2 separate regions of the Homo sapiens genome follow, and region 1 is linked to region 2. Evidence: read pairs that join two places in POLR2A ChIA-PET (ENCODE). Cell type or tissue: A673. All regions are shown on one strand. Links, peaks and the distances in the headings refer to the core of each region. The heading gives the core; the rest is flanking DNA. Region 1 overlaps RAB3B (RAB3B, member RAS oncogene family). Region 2 overlaps NRDC (nardilysin convertase).

Region 1 (17,624 bases), core at 3,857-11,856, 87 kb before region 2:
TGACATCCTGTCTCAAAACAAAAAAAGCTGGGTACACTGGCGAGCGCCTGTAGTCCTAGCTATTCTGCAGGCTGAGGTGGGAGGATCACTTGAGCCTAGGAGTTCAAGGCTGCAGTGAGCTATGATGATTGTGCCACTGCTCTCTAGCTTGAGTGACAGAGTGAGACCCTGTCTCTTAAAAAAAAAAAGTCCCAGATTTAAGGCCTACCTTTTTGTCACCAGCTTTATGACCTTGACCTTGGGAAAGTCACTTGCCCTTTCTGCAATTTTTGCATTCTCAACTATAAAGTGTAAATAATAATGACACCTACCTCACTGGAATCTCATAGAATTTAAATGAGGTAATATATGAGGACATGTTTTATATATGCTTAAGCATCACACATTCTGAGACTGTAATGATATAGAGAAGATTGGCTGGTCCCTCACACGAGGACTGTGTGGAAAATTTGGAAGCATCCCAATGTGCCCTGATAACCCTTTGCTGTTGGTCTTGTCTTTGTTGCTTGCTTACGTGTTTGTCTTTCCAACTAGACTATGAGCTACTTGTGATTAAGAATTGTCTTAAAGTCATTTTTTGAAAAAATGTTTATTTCTCCTTACATAAGAGTAATATGTGCTCATTGTAGAGATAATAAAAATACATGAAGAAGTCTGGGCACAGTGGTTCACACCTGTAATCCTAGCACTTTGGGAGGCTAAGGTGGGTGGATTGCTTGAGCTCTGGAGTTTGAGACCAGCCTGGGCAACATGGTAAAACGTCATCTGTACTAAAAATACAAAAATTAGCCGGGTGTGGTGGTGTGCTACTCAGGAGGCTGAGGTGGGAGGATCACTTGAGCCCAGGGGGTGGAGATTGCAGTGAGCCAAGATTGCTCCACTGCACTCCAGCCTGGGCCACACAGTGAGACCCTGTCTCAAAAAAAAAAAAAAAATTACATGAAGAAAATCAAAATCTCAGTAATTCTTGTCTCTTATTCAGAGAAAATCTCTATTAACCTTTTGATGTGTTTCTTCTATTTTTTTCTGTGCACATATAGTTATAAAACTAATACATCACACATACAAGTATTGTCTCATATCGTTAAATATTCTTACATACATGAACTTACATAAAAATTCTTACATTTTAACCATTCTCCTATTGTTGAATATATAAGTTGATGATATGTTTTCACTGTCTAGATAAAGTTTTAACAAATGTGTTTTTGTACATACATATTTGTCTGATTTTCTATTTTTATAGGGAAAATTTTTCTAATTTTGTGGGAAAAATTCCCAGAAGGAATATTTCTGGGTCAAAGAGTATGAACATTTTTAATGCTCTTAAGACTTCCAAATTGATTCCCAGAAAGGCTAAACCAAGTTCCACTCCCACAAGCAAGATGTGAATTTGTATATTTCACTGCATGCTTATCAATCATGGGAATTATTATTAAAAATAAGGGGCTGGGCACAGTGGCACAAAACCTTAATCCCAGCTACTCGGAGACTGAGGTGGGAGCATTGCTTCAGCCCAGAAATTCAAACTTGCAGTGAGCTATGATTGTGCCAGGGCTCTCAGCCTGGGCAACAGAGTAAGGCTTTGTCTTAAAAAAAAAAAAAAAAAAAAAAAAGAAACAAAAATAAGGTTAAAACTTTTTATGTAATAATTACCCACTCAACATTTCTTATGTGCTTGTTCATGCCTCTTGTCCACTTTTCCTTTAGGATTTTAATTATTCTTATTAAATTCTATGAGATTTAAAAAATCATTTTAATCTAGTCAGCAAGCACAATACAAGACACATAATAGATGCTCCTTAAATATGCCTTGGGTTGGGCGCGGTGGCTCACTCCTGTAATCCCAGCACTTTGGGAGGCCGAGGCGGGTGGATCACCTGAGGTCAGGAGTTCGAGACCTGCCTGACCAACATGGAGAAACCCTGTCTCTACTAAAAATACAAAATTAGCTGGGCATGGTGGTGCATGCTTGTAATCCCAGCCACTCGGGAAGCTGAGGCAGGAGAATCACTTGAACCTAGGAGGCAGAGGTTGCAGTGAGCTGAGATCGCGCCATGGCACTCCAGCCTGGGCAACAAGAGCAAAACTCCATCTCAAAAAAAAAAAATGTCTTGGGTTATTAGTTAATTGTCCTGGGGACTTTTTAGGAACCAAAGCAGACTTTCTAAGAGATTGTTTCTTTTCTTTTCCTGCCCAGGACACAGCTGGGCAGGAGCGGTACCGGACCATCACAACAGCCTATTACCGTGGGGCCATGGGCTTCATTCTGATGTATGACATCACCAATGAAGAGTCCTTCAATGCTGTCCAAGACTGGTATGAGACCCATATTCATTCATTCATTTAACAAACTGTTCATTAAAACCTAACATGTGCTAGGTCCTGTATTGTGTGCTGGGGAAGCCCAGATGAATCAGACATGGTTACTGGCCTCAGGAGTTTACAGACGAGAGCAGAAGACAGATCCATAAGCAGGAATGAAAATATCATGTGATAGGCCGGGTGCAGTGGCTCACGCCTGTAATCCCAGCACTTTGGGAGGCCGAGGCAGCCAGATCACCCGAGGTCAGGAGTTTGAGACCAGCCTAGCCAACATGGTGAAACCCCGTCTCTACTAAAAATACAAAAATTAGCCAGGCGTGGTGGCACGTGCCTATAATCCCAGCTACTCAGGAGGCTAAGGCAGGAGAATTGCTTGAACCTGGGAGGCGGAGGTTGCAGTGAGCTGAGATCACACCACTGCACTCCAGCCTGGGCAACAGAGTGAGACTCTATCTTAAAAAAAAAAAAAGAAAGAAAAGAAAAGAAAATGTGTGCTAGGTGCAGTGATGAAGCGAGGCATCAGGGCTGTGGGAACCCAGCAGAGGGCTCTCTGACCCAGTTTAGGGAGTCAGAGAAAGTGCCCTGGAGTTGCTGACACATATGCTGCATTTTGTAAGATGAACAGGAGTTAGCCCGAGGGACAAATGAATAAGGATGTTCCAGAAAATGAGTACAGATGTGCAAAGGTGAGAAGGTAGGTGCGAGTGTTGAAGGGCATAGGTCATGAAGGGTTTTGTGTGCTGCTATAAGGAGTTTGGATTCTGTCCCATAGGTGATGACGTATGAATTAGAAACCAACAGGTTCACATTTGTGTTTCAGGAAGATTACTGTAGCTCCAGTGGAGAGTGAATCCACATAGCACTTAAAGTTTATCCCTGGGCTGAGCCAGGTGTCCAGGAGCACATACAGTCCAAGTTCATCAAGGCTCAATATGCAATGGAAATCAGTACAGCACCCCAGAGTTGCAACCTCTGAGCAACTTATAGCTTTCTTCCTGGGGCACGATTCCCAGGAGAAGGGAGCCTGAGGGGAAGGACACATGAGAGGGAGGGCCAGGACCCAGTGTCCCTGCTCAGATGAGGATGGGGGAAGGTGGGACATCTGTGTGGTGGCTGTCCTTCAGAATCGGAGAGGCTGAGCAGACCAGGCACACAGCAGCAGTGCTGGCCAGTGCTGGGCTTGTCTCCTTCTCCCTTTTGCCTAATGGTGACCTTCGAGGACTTCGCTTCTCCCAGGGAGCAGTTGTCATAATTGTGTTGGCTTCACATACACAGCTTGAGCTGAGAGTGACCTTGTGGGCTGCCTGCTGCACTCCCCTGTTCTGACCAGCAGTTCAGGGTGTCATCAGCATGTCTGTCATTCCTGGGGGTCTGTGTTCTCCTTTTCTGCCTCCTGGTTATCCTCTTCTTCCTCCTTTCTGTCCCTTCCTTTTAAATAACTCTTTCTTCCCTCTACCTTGGGTCTTTCTCCTCTCCTTCCTCTGTTCTCTTCCCCTTCCCTTTACTCTCTCCACTCATCATTTTCCTCCCTTCCTCCCCTCTCCCTGCTCCTCCTCTTCTCTCTCATCACATCTCCCCTGAAGTGTCTCCACGCTGCCCATTTCCCTGTTGGCCTTGACCCCCTTCCCTTCCTCCCTCAGTCTCTGTTCATTCTGCCTCAGGAACACGGTGACTTTAACACCTGGTGACGATTCCTCCAAGAATAACCTGAGTTTGTTGCTAACCTGGGAGCTGAGAGGAAATGGGGTGGGAGAAGGGAGGAAGATGAAAGAAAGAGTAGCATGGGAGATAAGGAGAGCTGGCCCCAGTTACCTGCCTTGAGTCTGAAGACTGAGGGTCTATCTCTCCCAAGCCCTGGCCTTTGAGTTTTGTCTGTGGGTAACTTGGTCTCAGTCTCACCCCTACCTGCCATCCAAGCCCCAGTGCCCAGAATGGGGCCTGGTTTCCTGTGGGCCCACAAGAAGTGGTGGTTGAGTGAATTCCATCCTTTGAGGGAATGGCTTCTCACCATAAATGAGAAGGTTGGTGGTAAGATCAACTTTAAGAGCAGGGTCAGTAGTAGGTTCAGGTTGCAGTTAGGGTTGAGTTAGGTTGTCAGTGTCAGGGTAGAGTCAGATTCAAGATCTGCTTCAGGACTGACCATTCACTGGCTCGTTCATTTATCAGCATTCACTGACACCTTCTTCGCTGTGTGTTCTGTGCTGGGTATTGGCATCCCAAAGATGAATAGGCCGGTCCTTGCCCTCAGGGAGAGAGACAAATTCAGCCAAGTGTAATAGGTGTCATGGTGAACGTGCAGGAGACCAAAAGAGGAAGTAATCATTTCTACCTGATGGGGTCTTTGGGGAATGTTAGGCCCATCTCCACAAAAAGATGTCTTCATAATATAAGAGAGTCCTTTTTTATTTCCTCTTAAAATTTTGTTTTTAATTAAAGAAGTAATACATGCTCACTTTTAAAAATGTGAAAAGTACAGAAATTTGAAAAGGTTTTTTTTTTTTTTTTTTTTTTTGAGATGGAGTCTCGCTCTGTCACCCAGGCTGGAGTGTAGTGATGCGATCTTGGCTCACTGCAAGCTCCACCTCCCGGGTTCACGCCATTCTCCTGCCTCAGCTTCCTGAGTAGCTGGGACTACAGACGCCTGCCACCATGCCCAGCTAATTTTTTTTTTTTAATTTTTAGTGGAGACGGGGTTTCACCATGTTAGCTAGGATGGTCTCGATCTCCTGACCTCGTGGTCCGCCCACCTCGGCCTCACAAAGTGCTGGGATTACAGGCGTGGGCCAGCGCACCCGGCCAAAAAGTATTTTTTAAAAGTCTTATAATCATCTTATATGAAGGTAACCACTGCTGACATTTTGGTTCCTGCAAATAATCATAATCCGAGGCTTCAGGGAAGGTTTATGAATCACATAGGAGGAGGTGGAGGCTAAGTGGATCTAGGAGAAGCTTGAAGAGGCTCCCCTCAAGGTGTTGTGGGATCAGCACTGGGCCCTGGAGGATGAGTTAGTTGTGGGGAAGGACTTCCCAGTGTAGGCAAAAGCACAAGCCATGGAAGAGCTTTTGGGGAATGAGTAAAAAGGTTAGGGAGGCAGGAGAATGGGTAATGAGGCTGGAGAGACACAGCATGAGTGATCTTGAACTGAGGAATCTGGACTTGATCACATAGCTAGCTGGGGGCCAGAGAAGGCTTTTAAGAAAAGATTCATTGTGATCAAATACCTGTTTTAGAAAGACCTCTCTGCCCAGTGAGGAGAGGGATGGCCAGATATGGTAGAGGTGGACTTCAAAAAGATGGATGAGGTTTGCAGCTAGGGCTTAGGAGTCAGCATCTGTGACAGCCAGCAGGGACAGGTATCTGTCTGTCCTCAGCTGAATTAATTGGCAATAACTTGGATGTTGCTAGTCCTGTGGAAGAGAAACCATTTCTTCACACTTCACAGTTTTCTTTTTGTCATAGGAGGGTATGTGTCTTGGTCAGTTTGGGCTGCTATAACAAGAATACTATAGACTTGGTAGCTTAAATAACGGACATTTCTTTCTCACAGTTCTGGAGCTAGGAAGTCCAAGATCAAGGTGCCAGCAGCTCCAGTATCTGGAGACAGCCAGCTTCTTGTTGTATCCTCCCATGGCCAAGAGAGAAAGAGGGCTCTAGCCTCTTTCTCTTCTTATATGGACACATTTATTAGGACTCTAGCCTCATTGACATAATTACATCCCGAAGACTCCACCTCCAAATACCATTACATTGGGGATTAGGCTTCAACATGTAAATTTGGAGGTGGGGACACAGACATTCAGTCTATAGGAATATGATTAACATATCTCTTTCTATCTCATTTTAGGGCTACTCAGATCAAGACCTACTCCTGGGACAATGCACAAGTTATTCTGGTGGGGAACAAGTGTGACATGGAGGAAGAGAGGGTTGTTCCCACTGAGAAGGGCCAGCTCCTTGCAGAGCAGCTTGGTATGTACATGACACATGTATGTGCATGTGTGCATTTGTACACATGCTCATGAGAGTGGGGTAAACAGGGTACGAGTGTGTTTGTATTTATGACATTAGTGTTGTGATTGTGAATTATGTACCTATGTGATCTGTGTGTATTGTTTTATATTTGTATGAGGTACATATGGGCTTTGTGCTGTGAGTTTTAGATAATTCATCATTTTTGATATGTATATATTTTGTTATATTGAATGTGTAAATAAATTTTAAATTTATAAACTCTTTTTTTTTACCAGTTCCTTCCACAAAGGACTTGAGATATCTTATAAAAATGGTCACAATACAACAATAAAAATAAATAAGTAAGTGAGAAAATTGGAGCAAAGGGAAAGCAAGGGTGAGGGAAAAATAAGAGGAAGCTAGGGTAAGTATTAAGTTCTTGGACACCTGCAAGAGTTGGGGCCAAAATGTTGTCTTTGAGCTTCCTAGCAACCTTTGCCAAGAGGGAAACATAATCAGCTACATGGTTTAGAGTGTCCTAGTATAAAAACAAACCCATTATTCCAGAGAAGCACTACTCTTCATCATCAACTGTAGAGCAGACTCTGTATGCTGAATGTGACCATGTCTTGAATATCAAACATCCTTCCAGCACTGAGTATTTATATGCTGTTCTTACAGTTTATCTCAATGCAAATTCATGCTTCTCACCAAAACACAATTCACAACAAAAGTAATAGTATGAAGGAACAAAACTATGTGGTTTGAGTATGTAGCTCATCGGTGTCCTGACTTTTTCCAAGCTTAACATATTTTGATCCTTGTGCTCCTTTGAGGCCTAGGTGCCCAGGCATGTCTCAGTGGCCCCAAAGCAGAACTCTACCTACCTTTGCTTAAAAGAAGAGCTTTTATTTTATGTATTGGGGTCCAGGGTAAGGTTGCCTTACAAAAAGAGTTCCATGCCTGTAGGTTTGAAAGTTTGAAATCTTCCTCTAGAATAGATGTACTGCTTAGCTTTTAGACAGTCTCCCTAAGTATATCTCACATCCTTAGTGTTGTAAGTATTGAGGAGTGGAGAGTTTAAAGTCTCTGACAGTTTCTGAAGAACAGATATTTGGGCTTATAGGTGGGTAATCTGTATAAAATACAAGTGTGAATTGTGTGTTTTATATATTTGTATTATGAGTATGTGGGTGTGTGTGTGTTGTATACTTTTTTCTCCCCAAGGTGTCCTGTAAACTGTAGCAAACTATAAGTGCTTAATAAACAGGGAGGTTGGGTCATCTTGGGCCTTGCTGTCTCTACACTATCACAGAGGTTCTCAGAGTCCAGAAAGTGCCTCCATGTGGTCCATTGACCAATAAGCAAGTGATGAAGCCCACACCTGGTGAACTTTAGACGGTCCCTTTAGGCTTTCAACCTGTAGTCTCCCTGGAGGCTCCCAGCACTCTCCCTGGACTGACTATATTTCATCTGCTTGGAATGCTCTCTTCTACTCCCCATCTTCTACCCTCATCCAGCTGGTGAGACCCCACTCAGCTTTCAAAACAGCTTACACTTCACATCTTCTATGAAACCTTTCCCAGCCCCCTGCCAGAGCTCTTTATTTGTTCTCTCAATGCACCCCATACGTAAAAGAGTCACAGTACCCATCACAGTTGGATGCACTCATTTACTTGTCTGTCTCCCGAAAGTTCCCTGCAGACAGGAAATGAATCTTGTTTGTCTTTGTGCCTACTGTGCCTAGCATATGGCCGGGCACGGAGGATGCAAAAATATGTTTTGGTTAATTTTATGATGTTAAGTATTTGGGTACTTCATTTTATTGTCCAGTGAAGACTTCCTGAGTGCCTACTCTGTTCTAGGCCCTGAGCTGTGAAATAGGCTACATTTCCTGGTCTGAATAAGCTCGATCCAGTGAGAAAGCCTACAGTAACAGTCATAGTCCAATTGGTCAGGGCTGTGACAGAGGGATGTTGGGGGAGCATAGAGGAGGAACGTCATTCTCCTGGGATCAGAGAACATGATGCCCAAGTGGAGTCTTGAAGATAAGTAGGACCAGTCCAGTGAAGAAGAAAGTTAAGGGCATTCCAGGCAGGGGCATAACCCTGGCAGAGGCAAGGAGCTGCCTTGTGGGTCAGGGAACCATAAATCACTGGATGGTGTGAGTCTGGAGTAGTGTTGCCCAAAGAGGGGACTCACGCCACTGGAATTGTGCAGGATGATTTTCTGTATTTATTTTCTAATACATATTTGGATATGTATTAGAAAAAAATATACCAGCATGCCAAGCCCTTCTCACTAAGATTTTTTTTTTTGAGATGGAGTTTCACTCTTGTCACCCAGGCTGGAGTGCAGTGGGGCGATCTCGGCTTACTGCAACCTCTGCCTCCCGGGTTCAAGTGATTCTCCTGCCTCAGCTTCCTGAGTAGCTGGGATTATAGGCACCCACCACCATGCCTGGCTAATTTTTTGTATTTTCAGTAGAGACGGGGTTTCATCATGTTGGCCAGGCTGGTCTCGAACTCCTGACCTCAGGTGATCTGCCCACCTCAGCCTCCCAAAGTGCTGGGATTATAGGCATGAGCCACCTTGTATGGCCATTCTAAGATTTTTTAAAGGTGAATTGGTTAAACATTTATTAGGTGCTTACCATGTGTCAGGCACTATTTATTCTAAGTGTTTCAAAGTATTATGCATCTAATTTAATCCCTCTAAAACCCTCCAAGATATGTTCTTTCCTTATCTCCACATTTTGTGTGTGTGTGTTTTTTTTAACAGATGAGAAAAGTGAGGCACAGAGAAGTTGAGTAACTTGCCAAAGTCACACAGCTAGTAAGAGGGTAGAACCAGTATTTCAACTCAGGTGGTAGTCTGGCTCCCAGAGCCTGTGCTCCTAACCACTTAACTTTACTACACAGCAAATGTGGTAATCATAGCTGATATATATTGAACAAGGCACTATGTGAAATGTTTAGCATTAATTATCTCATTTAAGTCTCTTTATAAACCTTCAAGCTAGGTACTATAGAGCATGTCCAATACTCTCAAAAATGAGGTTCAGAGAGGTTAAATAACTTGCTCAAGCTATACCATTAGCAAGTGGTGGACTCAGTATAAACCTATCAAATTTATTTAGGAACACAGATAGAACACCTGAGATTAAATCTTAGTGCCATGTTTTTAGGAAGGCACTTGAAGAAGACCTTAATGAATTGGTTAGATTTGGGCAGGTCAAAGTAACCCATCTCTGCCTAACTCGACTCCCTGAGCTTTCTGCTATTGATCACCAGAACTTGCCTATTTACATGTTTATCTCTCCTCCTAGGCTTCTACTGCATGGATTGTGTCTGATTTGTTTCATTATCCTAAGGACCCAGCATAGGGTAGATATTCATTAATACATTTTACTTATTCAGTGAAAAACATTTATTGAGCACGCTGAGCCAAGTTCTGCCCTGGCACTTAGGATATAATGAATGATGAACAAACAGCTGCAATCCTTACTGTCATGGAACTAATGGGGAAAGAGACATTAAATAAATACTTACACAAATATTAATTAAAAATTGTGCAAATAAATGGGTGAATTGTATGGTATGTGAATTATGGCTCAATACAGCTGTTAAAATTGTGATAAGTTCTACTTGAGTTAGGACTCTTGTTATTGCAAGTGATAAAATTGCAAATCAAACTAGCTTTAATAAAAAAAATAGAATTGGCTGGGCGCAGTGGCTCACACTTGTAATCCCAGCACTTTGGGAGGCTGAGGTGGGTGGATCACTTGAGGTCAGCCTGGTTTGATACCAACCTGGTCAACATGGTGAAACCCCATCTCTACTAAAAATACAAAAATTAGCCGAGCATGTAGTCCCAGCTACTCGGGAGGCTGAAGCAGGAGAATCCTTTGAATCCAAGAGGCAGAGGTTACAGTGAGCTGAGATTGCCCCACTGCACTCCAGCCTGGGTGACAGAGCAAGACTCCATCTCAAAAAGAAAAAAAAAGGGAGAGAATGTATTAGCTCCTGTAACTGGGAAGTCCACAAGACCCAGGGCTCAATTGCACTCTCCATTTCTCAGCTTTACTTATCCCCTCAGCCTCTTTCTATAGCCAGACTCTCTGCGTGGGGAGTTAGAGGGATGATGGCAGATTCATGGCTTCCCAATTCCTGCAAAAAGAGACCTTCTCTCTCCCAACCACTATGAATCAATCCCAGAGAATACTATGATTGGTCACCTGTGAGTCATGTGCCCATCCCAGTGGCTGGGGGAGGCAAGTATGGCAACATAGTCCCAATATAACTGTTTAAAATGGTGGTTTCCTAAAGGAGGGAATGAAGGGGGCAGATAGAAGTTAACATAAGTCCACCACAAGTGCTATGAAGAAGTGCAAGAGAGAAACCTAATTTTAGGCTGGAGAGTTAAGGTTTTCTGAGAAAGTAACACTTAAGGTGAGAACAAAAGGATGAGAAAAGGCTAGCCAGGCAAAGAGTAGAGTGTAGGGAGGGGCATATTCCACATCCAGAATAGTCCCAATGTGGGTTAAAGCATGAAATATTCATGAAATTGAAAGAAGGCCATGGCACAGGGACTAAATAATCAAGGGAGAGTAGCATGAGATGAGGATGGACAGATGGGGAGAGATCAGATGATGCAGGATCTTGTAGACCACGTTAAGAATTTTGCAAGGATATGATCAGATCTGGGAACAGTGAAGGGGGATGTTCAGCCTTCCTCACCCTCACCCAGTGACTACCCCTCTGCTGTCTCAGGTATTAAGTCAGTTTCAGTGGTATCTTTGCCAGTGCAGTAATGCCATTCTCTGCTTTATGGGATCCCTCCTCAGGATTCCCTTTCTTGTAGCTTTTCTCAGCTCTCTCAGTCAAGACTATTGATATGGCCAACAATTCGTGTTTATTAAAGCTGTGAGGCTGGGCTTGGTGGCTCACGCCTGTAATCCCAGCACTCTGGGAGGCCGAGGCAGGTGGATCACCTGAGGTCGGGAGTTCGAGACCAGCCTGACCAACATGGAGAAACCTCATCTCTACTAAAAATACAAAAATTAGCCAGGCGTGGTGGTGCATGCCTGTAATCCCAGCTACTCGAGAGGCTGAGGCAGGAGAATCGCCTGAACCGGGGAGGCGGAGGTTGCGGTGAGCAGAGATCGCACCATTGCACTCCAGCCTGGGCAACAAGAGCAAAACTCCATCTAAAAAAAGAAAAAAAAAAGCTGTGTGTTGTGATTGGCCTTCCATATCCTCAAAGTTCCTGGGACTTGGTTGAGATCATATAGATGCTGAGGCAGGTGGGTGTTTGGAACAGTAGAGGAGTTTTAGGGACTTTTATTTCAAGAAGCATGACCTTTTAGGGTTCTGCCTCCATGTGCTCCTCGGAAAGGGGCTTCTTGTCCCTTTCCTGGATCTGACTGGAGATCTGACCAGAACCCAGGGAGGCTAGTAAAAGGGAAATATGCTTCTGCCTACAAAGGAAGGAGAGACCATCCACAATGTAGTTTTTTGTTTTATTTTGTTTTGAGGCAAGATCTTGCTCTGTCATCCAGGCTGGAGTGCAGTGACACAATCTTGGCTCACTGCAACCTTCACCTACGGGACTCAAGCAATCTTCCTGCCTCAGTCTCCTGATCCCAAATAGCTGGGATTACAGGCATGCACCACCATGCCCAGCTAACTTTTATGTTTCTTGTTTGTTTGCTTGCTTTTTTGGTAGAGACGGGGTTTCACTGTGTGGCCCAGGCTGGTCTCAAACTGCTGGGCTCAAGTGATCTGCCAGCTTTGATCTCCCAAAGTGCTGGGATTACAGGCTTGAGCCACCATGCCCAGCCCAAAATGTAGTTTTGAAACACACACATACCAGCATAGTGTAGTGGGAAAAGCACGCCCAGACTAGGAATTAGGAGATTCAGAGTTTTATCCTGCTTCTGCTACTACTTTACTATGTGACTTTGAGCATTGCATTTGCTGTCTCTGGGTCTCTGTATTTACCTATCTGTAAAACATGCAGTTTGGATTAGTTGAGTAGGAAGATCTGTTTGGCCCTATCCCACTTTGATTCTGTGATTTCAGTTTACCCAATTCCGCATTCATGACTCAGACCCCACAGACTCTCATACACTGCCTTGCTTATTTTAGGTGCTCAATAAATCTGTGTGTGTGTGTGTGTTTTCTAGATTGAGATGAACCAAGGAACCTTGTGTCATTGAGTCTGGTTGCAGAGAAAGAAAGGCCTAGTTGGCATTGATAATAACTAACAGTGACTTAAAATTCACAATATGCTTTCACGAAAATCCTCTTGTGACCTTTGTTGTCACTTCTAGCACAGAAGGCTGCATTATCATCAGCTATTGTAATACAGTATCTGTATTGCTGTATAGTACATAGTATATTATCACCAGTACAGTAAACCAGTGATTTTCTTGATGAAGAAGCTGAGTCCAGACCACTTGCATTTTCTTGCACACAATGAGCTGTGCCACACTTCTGTGCCTTTATTTTCCCACTCTAAGATTATGTAACTTTTCTAAGCCATGTAAGTAGTAGATGGCAGGCCCCGTACTCAAACTCAGACTTTGACTTAAAATCCTAATGTTCTCATATCATCCAATGGTGTTTTCCCAAAAGCCTGTCATAGTTTCTCTTCACATTTCCACCCTCAGCCACAATATTGGTGAGATTTCTTTAGATTATGCTGTGGTAACACACAGCCTGAGTCAGGAGAATAAGGGTTTCTTTCTCACTCATTACATACCAGCTACAAGTCAGCTGCAACTCTGTTCCATGCATTTTCTTACTCTGGGGTCCGTTTGGAATGGCTAAACCACACAAAGCCTCTTAAAGCTTCCTTGGGACTTGGATCACATCACTTCTGCCCACATCCATTGGCCAAAGCAAGTCACATAATCAAACTCGATGTCAATGGAGTGGGGAGACGTATTCTTCCCACAAGGAGGCACTGCAAGCTAGTGGTAATGTGGAGGTATAAAATCTCTTGCAGGCAGGGCAGTTCACAGTCACTGAACACATCATGGACTCTGGGGACACAGAGGTGAATGGGTTCCCTTCCCTCAAGATGCACACTGACTAGGGAAACAAAATTGCAAACAGATAATTATAACCTTCTTTGGGTCGATGGCTATGCCAGTCCTCATCCTACTTGCTATTATTTTTCACCCTCTCCTGTTGTTTTTCCTGCAACCCCTTCTGAGGGTTTGACCTTTGCAGGCTATGTTTCCCAGCCTCCTGTGATGGTAGCTTCTGGCTGGGACTAGCCAAAGGAAGATATTGGCAGGTGACTGGAGATGCAGCAAAGGGAGAAATCCAGGTATTTTCCCCCTGCCTCAGCTGGCCCCCCAGCAGGGGCTGCTCCTCTACTGTGACTCCTGCTCTCATGGTTCCAGCATCTTTTAGCTCTAATACTAGTATTTTTTGCTTTTGATAATCTCTGGGTTTCCTCAATATTCTGTTTAGCTTCTTAGTTCTTCCATCACCTATATAAGCAATTCCTTCTGGTTTAAAGAATAGTTCCCATTTTTCTGGTTGGAATCTGACTGAAACAATCACACAAAGTGCCATGAGAGTACAGGGGAGAGAGACATTATATGTTCTGAGTGGTAGAGGTGTTGTGGGGAAGAAAAAGTGAAGCTTCTCTGGGATCAGTAATTCCACAGATGAATAATGAAGATGATTAGGAGTAGTAGCTAGAGATTAATAACATGAGCAATGGCACAAAATCAGGAAGCACTGATGTTTCTGGAGCATAGTGTGAGCCAGGAAGATGAAGCTGGGGGAGTAGAGACCAGGCCATGCCAGGTCTTGGGTGTTCAGCCAGTGAGGCTGGATATTGAATTGATCAGACCTCTTTCAATTCCAGTGACACAAATCCAAGTCAAAATAGCTCAAGTTATAGGGACAGGTGAATAGCTGAAGCAAAATGGAAGAGAAGGTCCATCCAAGGTGCCGGATGGATTGTCCACATGACACTCAAAGTTCCAGAGAATGAAAACAAGCCTTGAGTAGAAAGGAAGACAGTGAGTCCCACTGAGCCCAAATCATCAGTGACCAGAGGATGTGAGTTGAAGGTTGATAAATGACAGAGATGAGGTGGTGTCAGAGCAGGATGGAGAAGGGATCTGAACCGTGGAGGAGACATGTTCTGGAGCAGTGTTGGGATGAGGAGAGGTGAGTTTAGCTGGTTGCAAGTTTCTGAATAGAATTCTGAGGTCGTATTCAGAAGCAGGCAGTGTGGATGCAGTCTATGGGTCTGTGACAGCTGCCTTTGGACAGAGTAGATAAACGTGATCATTTTTGGGGGGTGGAGGAACATCTCAGATTCAGTTAAGAATTGAGCCCCATTAAAAACAGCAGAAATGTCATTGTTCTGAAGCCAATTAGGAGAAGAAAAGGACTGGGGGCTAGTCTGGATAATTGGTTGTCATCTTCCTGGCCTCACTAGATTCTCAGCTCCTAAAAGTCCTTATTAATGAACCTGAAGAAAAGGTTACCATATGGACCTACTAATGAAGAATATTTCAGGAATCTGACAGTAATTGGGTGGGGTGCATTTGGGGTTATTCTGCTAAGCAAGAGAGGCCCTTGAGCTGGCTAGACCCATGAGTTGGTAACTTGAGTCACAGTTCTCACATTCCGGGTACCTTTGAGATGACAGTAAAGACATCTCTTTGGCATGACACAAGAGCTCCCCCTGTTTGGCCCCCTGCTGACTCAACTCTCACCACTTAGGGTTTTCTGCTCTAAGGATAACAAACTGCTATGGCCCTTTTGGCATAGACCAAGGCTGATTTTGCCCCCTTATCTGTGCTCTATTCATGCTGTCTCCCCTGCCTGTTGTGCTATGCTAGACATGCCTGTGCTCACACATACACTCACAGTGACATGTCTTTGTCTAGCTGATATCTGCTTAAGCATCAGCTTCTCCAAGAAACCGTCCCTGGTCTCCAGGCTTGGTTAGATGCTTTCTCTGTGCCCTGACAATCCCCTGGCTTCCCTCCATTCCAACACTTATTGCCCTGTAATATTGTCAATGTGTCTATCTTCCATAACACACTAGGGGCTCCTCAAAGGTAAGGGCTGTGTCTGATTCACCTTGCTGTCCCCAATGCCCAGCACCGTGCTCATTGAGCTGAGCTTTCATGACCCACACTATCCGTATCCCCTCAACCACACCCTCCTTGCTCATTCCCACCTCCTTAATTCAACTATTCATTCCACCAACATTCACTAAGCACCTACTCTTCCAGGTGGTGCTGGGGCTCAGAATGACATAGTTCCTGTTTGGGGAGCTCCCTGTCTATATGGACTTCTGCCATGCAGGGTAAAAAGTGCTATGGCAGGAGGAAGCACAGAGGAGAATGAAGATACCATATGTAAGCTGAGTCCTGAAGAATGAGAAGAAGTTAGGTGAAGAGTTTTGTTTAATTATTTTTAATGTAATTTATTTGTGTATTCATTTATTTATTTATGGTCTCGAACAACTGGCCTTAAGCAACCTTCCTGCCTTGGCACCCCCAAAGTACTGGGATTCCAGGCTTGAGCCACTAGCACCTAGCCAGTTTTGCTCAGTTCTGACTTTTTTTTTTTTTTTTTTGAGACAGAGTCTCACTCTGTCGCCCAGGCAGGAGTGCAGTGGCGCAATCTCAGCTCACTGCAACATCTGCCTCCCAGGTTCAAGCAATTCTTCTGCCTCAGCCTCCCGAGTAGCTGGGATTACAGGCAGTGCCACCACACCCGGTTAATTTTTGTATTTTTAGTAGAGACAGGGTTTCACCATGTTGGCCAGGCTGGTCTCTAACTCCTGACCTCAGGTGATCCACCCACCTCGGCCTCCCAAACTGCAGGGATTACAGGCGTGAGCCACTGCACCCAGCCTGAGTTCTGACTTTAAAGGCTCACATCCTCACTAACTTCAAGAAGCTTCCTCCTCCTCTCCTTCCCTGCCAGCCTCTCCCTCTCCTGCATCCCTGCATGGCCTCTGGTTTCCTCTACCTGGGTTAGAATGTTACAGCTTGTTCTGTTGCTGTTCCAACTGAGCGTGAGACAAGGAGGCATAAGGGATAGACCCCTGGCCCATCTCTGAGTCTCAGTTTTCCTGTCTGCAAATTACAAGTGCTAACCCTTGCCTTGCCCCACCCCACTCACATGGTTGTTTTCGTATTTGTGAACTGTTAATGTGAACTGCAGATGGGAGAGACTGATGCCTTTATTAGCATGTCTTTTCTACAACTATAATTGATCTCCCTGTGTCTGTATCTCTAACACTCAACACAAGACATGGCACAAGGTCAATGCTCAATAAAGACTTGGTGGGCCAGTCACTGTGGCTCATGCCTGTAATCCCAGCACTTTGGGAGACCGAGGCGGGCAGATCACCTGAGGTTGGGAGTTCCAGACTAGCCTGGCCAACATGGTGAAACCCTGTCTCTACTACAAATACAAAAATTAGCCGGGTGTGGTGGTGGGTACCTGTAATCCCAGCTACTCAGGAGGCTGAGGCAGGAAAATCGCTTGAACCCGGGAGGCAGAGGTTGCAGTGAGCCGAGATTGTGCCACTGCACTCCAGCCTGGGCGACAGAGCAAGACTCTGTCTCTCAAAAAATAAATAAATAAAAATGAAATTAAAAAAAAAAAGACCTGGCTTATTGATTGACCCTAAGTGATGAAGACAAAGAGATTTCCCCAAAGGCCCTGGAGACAGTAGAGGTGCAAGGAAGCTGGGAGTAAGGTGGGCCAGGAACATATAGGAAAGAGAATTGCCATGTATTCACATGCCAATCATGTCATATACTTTCATGGATTTAATTTTCATTACTATCCTATGGGGTAGGTAGTATTCGCCTCATTCTATAGATGAGGAAACAGAGACTGGGAGCAATTAGGCAACTTGTCCAAGATCACACAGCTAGTAGCTGCCCTCTGTACAATGTGGCATGTCCTCCCCTCAGTGCCACTTCCTCACAAGGGATTTGTGCCCCTGGCCTTGAACTGTGTCCTCATCTTCATCTGAGCTGAAAACCTATTTACTTACTTACTGGTCTGCCTCTTTCCCAAATAAACAATACACTCCCCGCACCTCCCCAAACACTGCCACTTGTGATAAGGCAGTCAAAGACTGGGGAGTCCATTTTTGTGACGTTCATTAAGGAAAAACGATATGCTGGAGGGTCTCTGAAGCTGACTGGGTTTCTATGGCCTGAGTATAATGAGCCAGCAGCTGCCTCCTTCTTCATCACATGTCCACAATTAGCAGGCACTTCTGCTGCTTGTCTTTCTCAGGTCAGGAGATGGGCCACAGGAGAGGCTGTCAGCTGGAGGTG
Region 2 (8,000 bases), core at 1-8,000:
CAGGATTATTGTGAAGATTAACTGGGTTAAGACATGTAAGTTAATACATTAAAAATGTGAGCTATTGTTATTAGGTATATTTATGCATTTTATAGTTTATATTGCTTTGGCCAAAGGGATTTTAAAAAAATCTTACTTTGATGTATAGGAAAGCTACTGATTTTTGTTTATAGTTCTTTGATTTTGGCTACTTTGCTGAATTCTATTTATTAATAATAGTTTTTGGGTTTTGTTTTTGGTAATTCTCTTGTTCTAGGTAATAATATGTTTTGCAGTGATTTGTTTTAGCTTTCGATATTTGTACCTTATTATTATTATTATTATTTTTTGAGACGGAGTCTCGCTCTGTCATTCAGGCTAGAGTGCCGTGGCGCTATCTCGGCTCACTGCAAGCTCCGCCTCCCGGGTTCACGCCATTCTCCTGCCCCAGCCTCCTGAGTAGCTGGGACTACAGGCGCCTGCCACCACGCCTGTCTAATTTTCTTTTTTTGTATTTTTAGTAGAGACGGGGTTTCACTGTGTTAGCCAGGATGGTCTTGATATTCTGACCTTGTGATCCGCCCGCCTTGGCCTCTCAAAGTGCTGGGATTACAGGCGTGGGCCACCGCGCCCCACCGTAATTATTTTTTATTTATATACATTTTGCATCTTTTTTCATTTATTAGGACCTCCAATATAATATTGAATAGTAGTGACGATAAAGGACATTTTGTTCATGACTGTCTTTAAAATGGATTTGATGTTGATTTATAGACGTGATCCTCCATAAAGCTAAGGGCTTTATGTGTAGGTTCTTAATTTGCTAAGGAGTGAGTTGTGTATTTTTACAAAATCATTTTTATTGTACAAATCATAAATGAATATTTTTTATTACAAAATGAGAGGTGACAGCGTGCTGGCAGCCCTCACAGCCCTCGCTTGCTCTTGGCGCCTCCTCGGCCTCGGTGCCCACTCTGGCTGTGCTTGAGGGGCTCTTCAGGCCGCCGCTGCACTGTGGGAGCCCGTTCCTGGGATGGCGGAGGCTGGAGCCGGCTCCCTCAGCCTGCGGGGAGGTGTGGAGGGAGAGGCACGGGCGGGAACCGGGGTTGCACGAGGGGCTTGTGAGCCAGCTAGAGTTCCAGGTGGGCGTGGGCTTGGCGGGCCCGCACTCAGAGTGGCCGCTGGCCCCTGGCAGTGAGGGGCTTAGCACCCAGGCCAGCAGCTGCGGAGGGTGCGTCAGGTCACCCAGCAGTGCCAGCCCACTGGCGCTGCGCTCGATTTCTCGCCGGGCCTTAGCTGACTCCCCGCAGGGCAGGGCTCGGGACCTGCAGCCCGCCGTGCCTGAGCCTCCCACCCCGCCGTGGTCTCCTGCACTCCCCGAGCCTCCCCAACGAGCGCCGCCCCCTGCTCCACGGCGCCCAGTCCCATCCATCGCCCAAGGGCTGAGGAGTGCGGGCGCAAGGCAGGGGATTGGCAGGCAGTTCCACCTGCTGGCCCGGTGCTGGATCCACTGGGTGAAGCCAGCTGGGATCCTGAGTCTAGTGGGGACTCGGAGAACCTTTATGTCTAGCTGGGGGGATTGTGGATACACCAGTCAGCACTCTGTGCCTAGCTCGAGGTTAATGAACACACCAATCAGCACCCTGTGTCTAGCTCAGGGTTTGTGAATTCACCAATCAGCACTCTGTGTCTAGCTCAAGGTTTGTAAATGCACCAATCTGCACTCTGTGTCTAGCTGATCTGGTGGGGACTTGGAGAACCTTTATGTCTAGCTAAAGGATTGTGAATGCACCAATCGGCACTCTGTGTCTATCTCAAGGTTTGTGAATGCACCAATCAGCACTCTGTGTCTAGCTCAGGGTTTGTAAATGCACCAATCAGCACTCTGTATCTAGCTAATCTAGTGGGGAGGTGGAGAACTTTTGTGTCTAGCTCAGGAATTGTAAACACACCAATCAGCATCCTGTCAAAATGGACCAATCAGCTCTCTGTAGAACAGACCAATCGGCTCTCTGTAAAATGGACCAATCAGCAGGATGTGGGTGGGGCCAGATAAGAATAAAAGCAGGCTGCAGGCTCCTGGGGTGATAACCCACTTGGGTCGAGTTCCATCGCTGTTGGCGATAAATCTTGTTGGTGTTCACTTTTTGGGTTCTCACTACCTTTATGAGCTATAACACTCACCCTGAAGGTCTGCAGCTTCACTCCTGAAGCCAGCGAGAGTACGAACCCACAGGCAGGAAGAAACTCTGAACACATCCGAACATTGGAAAGAACAAACTCCAAACAAGCCGCTTTTAAGAACTGTAACACTCACCGCGGGGCTCCGCGGCTTCATTCTTGAAGTCAGTGAGACCAAGAACCCAACAATTCCAGACACAAAAAGAGTGAAAATGTTTTAAGAATTATAAAGTGTCGGCTGTGCACGGTGGCTCATGTCTGTAATTCCTGCACTTTGGGAGACCGAGGCGGGTGGATCACTTGAGGTCAGGAATTTGAGACCAGCCTGGCCAACATGGTGAAAACCCCGTCTCTATTAAAAATAAAAAAATTAACCAGGTGCGGTGGTGCACGCCTGTGGTCCCAGCTACCCGGGAGCTTAAGGCAGGAGAATCACTTTGAACCTGGGAAGTGGAGGTTGCAGTGAGCCGAGACGGCACCACTGCACTCCAACCTGGGCGTCAGAGTGAGGCTTGGTCTCAAAAAAAAAAAAATTATAAAGTGTAAAATATCTTTGTATCTCTAGTTTTTCTCCTTTCCCCAGATATATACATTACCATTCCATTTGATTTGTGTACTTTTAGTTCTGTTGTTGTAACTTTATATGCATTTAATGGATACATGTTGTACACATAGCTTTCTTTTTTTTTTAAATTAGGTGTTAGATTTTGTCTCATTTTGTTTCATTAAGTAGATATTAAGTACCTACTATGTATCAGGTCCCCTCCAGGCGTTAACATTCTTTTGTTTATTCAATATCTGTTTATTAAATGTTTGGTATATATATGCCTGGTGTTGTCCCAGGATATAGCTGTGAAGGAAAGAAAAGCTCTGTCCTCAGAGATAACATTCTAATGGTGCAGGCAGAAAATAAAATCAAGTAATGATAAATGGTGCGAAGAAGGTTAAAGTAGGATAAAAGAGAATAGAAATGGGCGAAAGAGCTATTTTAGGTAGTGTGGTCAGAGAAGGCATTTCTGAAAACGGGACATTTCTTTTCTTTTCTTTTCTTTTTTTTGTGACGGAGTCTCGCTCTGTCGCCCAGGCTGGAGTGCTGTGGTGCAATCCTGGCTCACTGCAACCTCCGCCTCCCGGGTTCGAGTGATTCTCCTGCTTCAGCTTCCTGAGTAGCTGGGACTACAGGCGTATGCCACCACACAAGCTAATATTTGTATTCTTAATAGAGTCGGGTTTTCGCCATTGTTGGCCAGGCTGGTCTTTAACTCCCGACCTCAAGTGATCTGCCCGCCTTGGCCTTCCGAAGTGCTGGGATTACGGGTGTGAGCCACTGCGGCCGGGCCAAAAGGAGACATTTCATGAAAGACTTGAAAGAGGTAGAGCAGTCGGGCACATACTTTATCTGGGTCAAGGGCCCCTAAGGCCAACAGAACAGCAAGCACGAAGGCCCTGGACTGAGAGTCTGTTGGCAGTGTTTAGGAAACAACAATAAAGTCATTTGTTTAGAGCAAACAGAATGAAGGAAGAGTAGTGGGAAAGAAGGTTGGAGAGGTAAATGAGAACGAGATTATGTTGAGCATTGTATAGGCCATGGTAAGGATTTTGGATTTTAAGTATGATGGGAAGCCAATGATGAATTTTGAAAAGGGAAATGGCCTTGTATTAATTTGCTAAGGCTGCCATAACAAAATATCAAAGACAGAGTAGCTTAAATAACAGCTCTGGGGTCTAGAAGTTCAAGATCAAGCTGTCAGCCTATTTGGTTTCCTTCCTTCCTTCCTTCCTTCCTTCCTTCCTTCCTTCCTTCCTTCCTTCCTTCCTTCCTTCCTTCCTTCTTTCCTCCCTCCCTCCCCCCTCCTCCCCTTCCCCCCTCCCCCCTCCCTCCGTCCCTCCCTTCCGGAATTCCTTTCTTCCTGAGTCTTGCTCTGTCGCCCAGGCTGGAGTGCAGTGGCGCCATCTCGGCTCACTGCAGCCTTCGCCTCCCGGGTTCAAGCAATTCTGCCTCAGCCTCCCGAGTAGCTGAGACAGACTACAGGCACGCGCCGCCATGCCTGGCTAATTTTTTTGTATTTTTAGTAGAGACGGGGTTTCACCATGTTGGCCAGGATGGTCTTGATATCCTGACCTCATGATCCGTCCTCTTCGGCCCTATTCGGTTTCTTCTGAGGCCTTTCTGGCTTGCGGTTGGCCTTCTCCTTGGTATCTCCTCACATGGTCTTTTCTCTGTGTGCACACATATCTGGTGTACCATCGTGTTTCCAAATTTCTTCATTTTATAAGGATACCATTCAGATTGGATTCAGACCTACTTTAGAGGCCTGATGTTTAGCTTAATTACCTCTTTAAAGGCCCTGTCTCTAAATACAATCACATCCTGAGGTAGTAGGGTTTAAGGATTCAACATAGGATTTTGGGGGGAACACATTTCAGCCCATAGCAGGGCTCATTTGCTTTACTTAGCCTGCTGAGAATTGACTTGAGGTGTGTTGGGGCGTCGGGGGATGGTGGTGGTGGAGGCGAGTATAGCCAGGGTATTGAGGTTAGAATGGAAACAGAGAGTTAGGAGGAGATTAGACACGATGACAACATGCTCTAAGGAAATAGCTGTAGAGTTGATGAGAAGTTATCAGAATTGTGATTTATTTTGAAAGTAGAATGCATAGGATTATTTTGATAGTAGATTTTTAGATTTTTTCTGTTCTGTTTATGAAAAATTTAAGCTGGAAAAAAAATGCACCTTACAAAGACCAAGTAAAGTTCCCCTTCCCTGGCTTTTTTTTTTTTTCCCCCAACCTGAGTTGGTATCTGATACAGATATTGGGACTACCTCAAACTGCTTCTCTATGATTCTGCATCTCTGAGATTCATCTTAGAATTTATTTCTGGACAGATTGTTCATATTCTTGGAAAATAGCTCTTGGATTTTAACTTGTCCTGCTGTTGGGTTGTGTAAGGGAGGAAAATAATTTTTTTCAACCCTCATAAGTTATTATTTGGAATGGTCCCCTGTAACAAAAGAAAAACAAATATAAGTTTGTTAACATGTATAATTCATAAATACATGGGAGATACTCAGAATGAGTTGGCTTTTAATTCCTGCTTATATAGTATCTTCAACAAATGTTTAGCAAAGTGTCAAGACAAAGAAAAAGGACTTTGAGTCTGTAGGGGCAGCAACTTGTAGAAAGGCAAATAATGGCAGGCAAAGCATAATTAGTAAACTTGTTAATGTGGATTCCTTTGGTGTCGTATCCAGACCAATACAGGTGTAAAGTTGTATTTGGTGGTTAACTTGTGTTCTTCCACGGTAAACAGGGGTTGGGTTTTTTTTTTTTTTTTTTAACCTTTTTTGTCTTTGGAGTAAATTTATGTCTTGCTTTTAGGCAAGTGGATAGCAGAGAGCTTTCCTGCATCTGCTTTTTAATTGCCTTCAGTTCAACAATCCTTATGCCAAGGAGGCATATTTAGAGGTGGCATATTGCTGTCTACTTCTGGTGGTCTTGAACATTTTAATCCCTCTGTATCCTTACATGTTGCCCTGCCCTCCCACCCCAACAAGTAGTTAGCTTTTTTTTTTTTTTTTTTTTTTGAGACAGGTTTTTGCTCTGTTGCCCAGGCTGGAGTGCAGTGGCATGAACGTGGCTCACGGCAACTTCCATGTCCCGGGCTTAAGCCATCCTCCCACCTCAGCCTCTGGAGTAGCTGGGACCATAGATACACCATGCCTAGCTAATTTTTGTATTTTTTTTTGTAGAGATGGGGTTTTGCCATGTTACCCAGGCTGATCTTGAACTCCTGGACTCCAGCAATCTACCTGCCTCGGCTTCCCAAAGTGCGGGGATTATAGGCGCAAGCCACTGTGCCCTGCCCTGTTTTGCATTTTGTGTTTATCATTCTTTTGCTTAAAAAAAGTTGGATATATATGTATACCTAAATAATATACTGTTTACTTTTGCTTGTTTTTTGGCATTATGTGAATGGTACTCATATAGTATTTTTTTGTGATTTGCTTTTTTCACTCATGTTTTTAAGATTAACCACTGTCGTAGTTTGTTGCTGAATTCTGTATTTCCCTGTGTTACAATATTCCACTGTGAAGAAAATTTTCATTATATGAATATACCACAGTTTTTTTATTCTGCTGTCAGTAGACTTGGATTGCTTCCAGTTTACATAATTGAGCTTATTGCCCTGAGGCTCTCTTTGCTCTTATTTATTGATCTGAAGCTTAGACTTTTTCTAGGGTTTCCTGGGAAGAACCAATATCTTACTACATGTTTATAGGTCTGTGGTTTTCTCCATTAATCTGATCAAATTTGCATGTCTTCTAATGATTTCTAAAAATTTGTAATCTGCTAACAGTGTCCTTTCCTGTTTTCTGTCTGTCATGATTTTATTTTCAAAAACCAAAAAAAAAAAAACCAAACATTTTTTCTATCACTTAAATGTGATTATTTTTTATTATTTATTTATTAATTTTTGGGACAGGGTCTCATTTTTCACCCAGACTGGAGTAAAGTGGCCCGATCTGGGCTCGCTGCAGCCTGGACCTCCTGGGCTCAAATCATCCTCCCAACCTCAGCCTCCTAAGTAGATGGGACTACAGGCGCATGCCACCATGCCAGGCTAATTTTTTGTATTTTTTGTAGAAATGAGGTTTCGCTACGTTGCCTGCTGGTCTTGAACTCCTGAGCTCCAAATGTGATTATTTTATATGGAAAGTAGATAAATCCCAGTGTTCAGTCTTCCATCTTAGGCCAAAGGTTCTCTTCCTTGTCTTTCTTTGCATGTTATTCTTAGTTTTTGCTTGACTTTTTAAGTGTACCTTGTCTTAGACGCCTTCCCTGACTGCTTGTTTCTTACATTCTGTATTTATCTCTGTCATTCTGTATTATACTGGCTCATCTCATTATTAGACAGTGAATGCCTGATGATGAGGAATTTTGTTTTATCCTTTTTATCCTTAATGCAGCATGATATCTGATATGTAAAGGGTGCTAAATAAATGTTTATTGAATAAATACATGAAAAAATTAGTATAAATGGGGCTGAATGCGATGGCTTATGCCTGTAGTCCCAGCACTTTGTGGGGCCAAGATGGGTGGATTGCTTGAGCCCAGGAGTTCAAGACCAGCTTGGGTAACATGGCAAAACCCTGTCTCTAAAAAAATACAAAAATTAGCCAGGTATGGTGGCCTGTGCCTGTGATCCCAGCTACTCTGGAGACTGAGGTGGGAGGATTGCCTGAGCCCAGGTGGTCGAGGCTGCAGTGAGCTGAGATCGTGCCACTGCACTCTAGCCTACACAACAGAGTGAGACCTTGTCTCAAAGAAAAAGGAAAAAAAAAATTAGTGTAAATGGGAGTGGTCTGTAATAGATACCTAGTCATCAAACTGGCACAGTAGTTTTGCAGATAAGAATCAGGAGCTTGAGATGGTGGCACATGCCTGTAATCCCAGCCACTCAGGAGGCTGAGGTGAGCTGCTTGAGCCCAAGAGTTTAAAATCAGCCTGGGCAGTAAAGCAAACTCTGTCTCAAAAAAAGCAGAATAATCTTCCTGCGGGGCTACCAGTCTGTGGGGGATTTCATTTTCATAGAGATATAACCACTTTTTAGTTCATAAAGGCAGCTTTGGAGACTGATATGTCAAACATTTTATAGAAAAGAAAATCAGCAGTTTAATTTTGTGTGATTTTGCTTTAATATTAAGCTGACATGACTGTTCTGTATATTGAGGGATACAATTTATCTTAGCCTAAGTCTTCTGGTATGATAGAATGTTTAAATACTTACAAACTGAGAAATAGGGGAGGCTGAGTGGTGAGTTGCATATCTTTAGCTAC

Evidence for each region. ChIA-PET counts read pairs that join two places held together with the same protein. Peaks named below come from ENCODE experiments on the same cell type or tissue, not always from the same donor. Only the 100,000 strongest peaks of a DNase experiment are listed, where the experiment ranks them.
Region 1: POLR2A ChIA-PET joins it to region 2 with 10 read pairs; 5 of 35 experiments call an interaction of 5 or more read pairs at or near these places.

What each region holds. Positions count from the first base shown.
Region 1 is chr1:51,921,989-51,939,612 of GRCh38, reverse strand. RAB3B (RAB3B, member RAS oncogene family) reads left to right here. Exons shown (of 5, transcript NM_002867.4): 3 at 2,201-2,319; 4 at 6,171-6,295. Among named protein-coding and RNA genes, the nearest start is that of NRDC, 52 kb to the right of the region's middle. In A673, for the core only: no CTCF peak of the experiment used is centred there; a DNase peak (open chromatin) is centred at 7,962; H3K27ac peaks cover 1,599 bases.
Region 2 is chr1:51,840,810-51,848,809 of GRCh38, reverse strand. The region is part of intron 1 of NRDC (nardilysin convertase); the gene reads left to right. Among named protein-coding and RNA genes, the nearest start is that of MIR761, 8.4 kb to the right of the region's middle. In A673, for the core only: a CTCF peak has its summit at 4,159; DNase peaks (open chromatin) are centred at 3,809, 4,599, 6,339, 7,509 and 2 weaker places; H3K4me3 peaks cover 2,693 bases; H3K27ac peaks cover 7,635 bases.